Regions from separate parts of the Homo sapiens genome. Here region 2 is linked to region 1. A link is a contact called in ENCODE POLR2A ChIA-PET data. All regions are on one chromosome and are shown on one strand. Each heading gives the region's core, a stretch centred on a gene start or an enhancer-like site at or near the end of the contact. The rest is flanking DNA. Distances are from core to core; before and after follow the strand shown. Region 1 holds the start of CLYBL-AS2 (CLYBL antisense RNA 2). Region 2 holds the start of ZIC2 (Zic family zinc finger 2).

What was found. ChIA-PET counts read pairs that join two places held with the same protein, here RNA polymerase II (POLR2A).
Region 2: POLR2A ChIA-PET joins it to region 1 with 49 read pairs in WTC11. The contact joins the promoter of ZIC2 here to the promoter of CLYBL-AS2 in region 1. POLR2A ChIA-PET finds 5 or more read pairs at or near these places in 5 of 52 experiments (H1, HEK293 and WTC11).

The regions. Positions count from the first base shown.
Region 1 is chr13:99,689,254-99,692,475 of GRCh38, forward strand. It overlaps CLYBL-AS2 (CLYBL antisense RNA 2), which reads right to left and starts at 1,718. Exons shown (of 2, transcript NR_046526.1): 1 at 1,300-1,718; 2 at 845-1,103. All of the region lies in intron 1 of CLYBL (citramalyl-CoA lyase), which reads left to right. LOC124903199 (a long non-coding RNA gene) reads left to right here. Exons shown (of 2, transcript XR_007063848.1): 2 at 1-1,116. RefSeq lists a silencer at 1,562-1,856 and an enhancer at 2,897-3,222.
Region 2 is chr13:99,979,612-99,983,033 of GRCh38, forward strand. ZIC2 (Zic family zinc finger 2) reads left to right here and starts at 2,173. Exons shown (of 3, transcript NM_007129.5): 1 at 2,173-3,422. The coding sequence starts at 2,454. RefSeq lists silencers at 755-1,004, 1,833-1,962.

The DNA.
Region 1 (3,222 bases), core at 468-2,967:
ACCAGGTCAGAATGGAGAGGCATCACGCTTTCCTTCAGCAAGCTTCAGGGGAGACAGGATTTAGGGTGGGCTACACATATACCAGTTGTAGGATGTTTTGAACTATATTCTTGCAATCACAGACAGGTTGTCCCAGAGAAAATAATCTGGCTCTAACTTCTCTTGTTATCAGTGAAAAGCAAAAATTACTTAGTGCAGGTATGCTTAAAGGAAGAAAAAGGCAAGAGAAAAGTGAGAGGTAAAAATTATTACCATTTTAATTCCATGATTCTCAGCAATGAAGGAGCATGATTGAAATCCCATGTGCCCAGTCATATCTGTAAATGAGAGTATGATTTTTGAAGACTGTATTCAATTGTTTCAACTTGAGCAATTGCAAGTAAGACTTAGGACTGTGTTTACCAGTTACTGTTATTTACTATTACTTTCTAAATGTGACCTGACTTGAAACCTTTATAGATGCAATTTTTATCCATCACAGAACAAGCTCTAAAGAGGAGAGCAGCTTCAACTTTTTCAAGTATTTTTTTTAAAAGGATTTAACTTTGACCAACACCAAACTTGCATCTTGTTAAGGTAACTAATAACTGACTGCTATAACAATATTTAGAATTTTGTTTAACAGCAACTGTCAAAAAAACAAGTTAAAATAGCCCAGGAGATGGATGGCGATTAACTCTGCGTTCTTTTTAGACTGTGTTATTAATTAGCTCTCTAGACTCAAATAGGTTACATCCTCTGAGCAGTAAATTGCATGCCATTTGCAAGCTCTGTGGATGAAATTTACATGTGGCCTAAATGCTATCCACATTGTTTTGTTAAGTAGCATTTTATCTCTCTGGACTGGTCCCTTGCCTCCTCCCCCAGCCCCAGTGGAAAGTTTTATTCACTTTTCTTGCGGGAAGGGAAAGTCGCATGTAGTTTGGTCATTTGGCGCCATCTTCTTTTTTATTGTTAAATCCACTAAAGGCAGTCATGCCTGGCAGTACCAGGCGGGCTCCTTCCGGGGTTCTGGTCGGCTAAGCATTCAGAGTTCTTTGCTTTTTATTTACTAGAAATGTTTTCAGCTTCTGTCTTTGCTTTAAGATCTGATTAAAAGGAACCTTAAAAAAGGAACATAGATTTTGGTGTATGTTTTTCCTCTCTACTTCTCTTCCCTGTGCCCCCCAAACCCAATCACCAACTTCCCCCATCCCCAGCAAACACGGGCTTTTTTGTGTATTTATTTAAAAGCATTTTAGGAAGCACCGTAATACCGCACAGCTTGGAGGTTAAGATAGAATTGGATGTTTCCCTCACCATCAGTTGATGGAATCATCAGTGTTCCGGTTCTATTTATCTTCATGATTTGAGAATGTTTCTGAACAGCTGCCCTTCCGAGGATGCTGGTATTTAGACAGACCTTCCTGTCATTTATCTGACTCACAGGCACAACTCTTTTGAAAGAATTAATATCAAACTTACATATGAAAATCTACCATTTAGAAATGGATTCTTTTTCAGTACCTACTTTTCAATTCAACCGGGGAGATCCCATCTATTTTAAAAAATCATTAATCACATACTTCTGACATTTTCCCTTTCAGTTTCCTCAGGGGGAAAAAAGTTATTTGAATAACAAACAAACAAACAAAAACCCCTCATCGCAAATAGCTGTCAGCCTCCTATGTGAACAAAAGCGCTCTCTCACACTGAGACCTACCGTGTTTTGTTTAGTTAGAGGCAGCAGGGTGGTAGGGACACTATGCAGAAAGGCTTGGGTTAATGAGCACTTTCTGGATTGAGTGTCTCTCCTGATTAACCCTTGGATTACTTGCTTTGAGTTGCTAACCCTCTCTCACTGCCCACTCAAGAATTTCCCACATGGTAGCCTCATCCATAGATGCCCTTCCCTAGATGCACTGATGGTAGACAGCATAAAAATGTGTAAGCACTGTAGCTTTCCAATGAACTGAAACAAAAAGCTTAAGCATTACTTTTTATTTCCTTGATCTAAAGAACATGTTTTGGGGGATATTTTCTTAATCAATATCTAAGTTATCTAGAGTTATAAATACTATAAATAAATTAGTTACAAACTAATTTTTAGACACAAGTCTTTTGTTCAAACCAACTCTTACATAGAAACTCTAAAAATTTGGGGGGGAAGGGGACAGTTGGGGATCAGAATCACTCCCCATTATCTCTCTGTTGGTGCTCCCCAAAGGATCTTCAGGGAACGACGTTTAAAAACCATTTTGTATCATGAAATGGGACCCGAAAGACATTCTTTCTAGTGACTTTGTGTTAGATTGAGTCATATGAAATTGCCACTGTGTGACCCATTTTGACCTAAAAAAAAAACCAAAAAACAAAAAACAAAAAACCAGCACTAGGGTACCAGAGTATTTTTAGTGTAATCACTGTACGTGATAAGAAAATGGAGAAATGAGAAAGCTTGAAACTTAGACTATAAGCTCCTCATAAGCTAATAGCGACTTCCTCCCTTCTTCCGCAGTCACCTGGCAAGTCCCTTCTATGTGCTGCTGGTTCTAGGGATACAGAGATAAAAGGCGTAGTCACTGCCTCCAAATCATCACAGTGCAAAGGACAAATAAATACAGAAGGACCCATGGGATGAAGAAACAGCCCAGGGTGGTGGGAACACAGAGCGAGAGTTTCTAGGATCTTGAAAGCCATGTTGCACGGAGCTCCCGGTCCCTGAGTTTTCAGACTGATCTTTCTGTGGACTGTGCCTAAGTAATAACAGTTTCAGAACGTAGAAACTCAGTGTACATCCTTCATAGCCAGGATGGATATGATAGCCTGGAAGTGAACAGTAAATCCAGTGATTTGTTTTCTTCACTCATTCTTTCATTTTAAGAAAGTGCTTAGAATCCACAAGTTGTGCTTAATGCCAGCAGACGCATTACATATGCCAGCCCTGCCCCTTAGTCACAATTACTCCCCACACTGACCTCCCATTGCATTTAAAAATTGTCGCTTTATTGAGACATAGTTCAGCTCTCATAAAGTTCACATTTGTTTTTTTTGTTTTTTTTTTTTTGTTTGTTTTTTTGAGACAGTCTTGCTCAGTCACCCAGGCTGGAGTGCAGTGGCATGATCTCGGCTCACTGCAAGCTCCGCCTCCCGGGTTCACGCCATTCCCCGGCCTCAGCCTCCCTAGTAGCTGAGACTACAGGCACCCGCCATCACGCCCGGTTAATTTTTTTGAACTTTTAG
Region 2 (3,422 bases), core at 923-3,422, 290 kb after region 1:
TCCGCAGCGGTCAGCCAGGCGCGGCGCCGGGAGCGGCCTCGCCGCTGGGCCACCGCCCGGGTGGTACTCCCTGCTCCTGGAGAAGGAGTGGATGGATATATATGCTTTCTAGAAGGTTTAAGCCCTGCCGTGTCTGACGGCTTCTTCTCCCGAGACCCTGAGCCTGACCCGCAGCCAAACTCCGGCCTGAGTCTCGCTTGGTCTCGGGCGTTCCCACACTTCTCAGCCCAAGGATGCGCGGCCCGGCTTCTGGGCATTTACCCTGAGGGTGACACTGTCTTTAAACGACTTCCGAACAACCCCCTTCCACGCAGGGGCCGCTGCCCAGTGTTTACTGCTGTAAACGGAGCAGGACGCAAGCGGCGGGTGGGGAGCTCAGCGCGCCGAGGGGCGGACGGGGACGCCGCGGGGGGCGGGGAAGGCGGTGTCTGGGTGGGCGTCCGGAGGGTGGGAAGAAGGGGCATGCCTGGCTTTCTCTGTGCCCACGGTCCTGCACCTGTGGTTTCAATGCCACAGAGCAAGTTTACAAAGGCGGGGTGAAAGTAGGGAGCGTGCCAAGCGGGCAGCAGACCAGCCCCCCGCCGCTCCTTGTGGCGCGCTCCCGGCGAGGCCCCGGGCCTGAAATGTCCCCGCGCGCAGAGCCTCCTGCCAGGCGACCCAGCTGTTAGCCACCTCTCGAGCGGCCTGGAGTGCTCGGGCCAGGCGTCCCCGGGGTTTTCGGTGTCCGCTGGGAGCTGCTCAGATCCCGGGGAAGTCGGTGGCCTACGCAGAAAGACTGGAGCGCTGGGTTGCCTCCCATTCCTGACCCGGCTGAGGGCGCCCTGACCCCGCGGCCCGGGCCCGCGTCCGAGCCACGCTGGACGCCCGGCTCCCGGGAGCGCCGCGGTCGGCCAGGACTAGAAGCCGCGGCGCCGAGGTCTCGGGAGAAGCGCGGCAGGATGGCAGGCCGGGCCCACGGGCACGTTCGGCGGCTGCCTGAGCCGGCAGCAGCTCAGGGAGCGCGAGGACTGAGGGGCGGGCCCGGCAGCGGGGCGGGGGCGCGGGACTGACTAGGCCGCGGCGGCCAATCGCGGCGCCGGGAGGGCGGGCGGGGCGGGAGCCGCCGTTAAAGGGGCGGTTTGACCGGGGGGGCCCGGCCTCGAGCTGGAGGGAGGGAGGGAGGCCGGGGCGGGAGACTAGGGGGTGCGGGGGGAGGGGAGAGGAAAAGGAGGAGACAAAAAATAAAAAATAAAAGGCTGCCGCTGCAGCGTTGGCGGCGCCCATCGAAATCAACGGAGGCGGTGGCGAACGCAGCCCACCGCAGCCGAGACCTGGGAGCCCGCCTGGGCCTCACACTCCCTCGGGTCGCGGACTGCGCTGGGTCCACGCGGCGCGGTCACTAGTTCCGGGCCCAGCGCCCAGGCCCGACCGGCGGGAGGGAGGAGGCGAGCGAGAGATCACTTTTTTATTGTTGTTATTGTTTTTCAGCCCAGCCTCCCCCTCCTCCCCTCCCCCTGCTCGCTTTCTCCCCTCCCACATCCCCCTCCCCCCTACTCCCCCGCCTCCTCCTCCGGCACAACTTAAAGAAAGGGGGAGCGGCGCGGCTGCTGCCTTCATCTGGGGAAATTCGTGGCCACTGCAAGTTTACTACGCGAGGCGCAGCCAATGCCAAGCGCCGAGGCCGAGGAGGGCTAAACACTGCGGCCGCGGCTCCGAACAATAACCGCCGCGCGCGGGGCGGCGCGAGTAGGGCCGCGGGGGAGGGAGCTGTCGCCGCAGAGCGCCGCGGAGAGGACGCCTGGACTCCGCCTGCCGCCCCGGCGCCCCCGCCGCGGTCAGGTGGAGCCGCTGGTGCGCTGGCCCCGGGTGCCGAGCGCGGAGCTCGCCTCGGTCCTCTCCTCGCCCGTCTGCCTGGCGTGCGCACGGCCGCCGCGGTTGTGACTGCATTCTACCGGCGCTGCTCGGTGCGGCCGGGCTCCGGGTCCGCTGGGCGTGCGAGTGAGTGTGTGCGTGCGCGCGCGGGTGCGCGCAGGGGTGGGGGCTGCGGCGCGGCGCTCGCCCCCCGGTAGCCCCCCTCTCCTCTCGGCTCCCCACACCTCCCTCCGGCTCCCTCCTCCCGCCCGCCCTCCCCTGCCCTGCCCGCCCGCCCCCGCCGCAGCTCCTTTAATACACTTTGGTTCTCCGCCTGGCTTTGGACTCTTCTCCTCCTCCACCTCCTCCTCCTCCTCCCGCGCCGCCGCCTCCTCCTCCTCTTCCTCTCCGCGCCTTCGCTACGCGCCCGGCCGCCCGAGGCAGATCCAGGCGGCGGCGGAGGCGGCGGGCGCAGGAGAGCGGCTCCCAGGGCTGAAGTGGCCGCCACCACCGCCGCCTGCGCCTGGAGCCCGGTGGCCGCCGGACGCACCGCGCGGATCGGGAGCGGGAGTCGAGGCGGCGCGGAGGCGCAGGGCTCGCAGGGGCGGGCGGGCGCGCTGGCCATGCTCCTGGACGCGGGTCCGCAGTTCCCGGCCATCGGGGTGGGCAGCTTCGCGCGCCACCATCACCACTCCGCCGCGGCGGCGGCGGCGGCTGCCGCCGAGATGCAGGACCGTGAACTGAGCCTGGCGGCGGCGCAGAACGGCTTCGTTGACTCCGCCGCCGCGCACATGGGAGCCTTCAAGCTCAACCCGGGCGCGCACGAGCTGTCCCCGGGCCAGAGCTCGGCGTTCACGTCGCAGGGCCCCGGCGCCTACCCCGGCTCCGCTGCGGCTGCCGCTGCGGCCGCAGCGCTCGGGCCCCACGCCGCGCACGTTGGCTCCTACTCTGGGCCGCCCTTCAACTCCACCCGGGACTTCCTGTTCCGCAGCCGCGGCTTCGGGGACTCGGCGCCGGGCGGCGGGCAGCACGGGCTGTTCGGGCCGGGCGCGGGCGGCCTGCACCACGCGCACTCGGACGCGCAGGGCCACCTCCTCTTCCCGGGCCTGCCAGAGCAGCACGGGCCGCACGGCTCGCAGAATGTGCTCAACGGGCAGATGCGCCTCGGGCTGCCCGGCGAGGTGTTCGGGCGCTCGGAGCAATACCGCCAGGTGGCCAGCCCGCGGACCGACCCCTACTCGGCGGCGCAACTCCACAACCAGTACGGCCCCATGAATATGAACATGGGTATGAACATGGCAGCAGCCGCGGCCCACCACCACCACCACCACCACCACCACCCCGGTGCCTTTTTCCGCTATATGCGGCAGCAGTGCATCAAGCAGGAGCTAATCTGCAAGTGGATCGACCCCGAGCAACTGAGCAATCCCAAGAAGAGCTGCAACAAAACTTTCAGCACCATGCACGAGCTGGTGACACACGTCTCGGTGGAGCACGTCGGCGGCCCGGAGCAGAGCAACCACGTCTGCTTCTGGGAGGAGTGTCCGCGCGAGGGCAAGCCCTTCAAGGCCAAATACAAACTGGTCAACCAC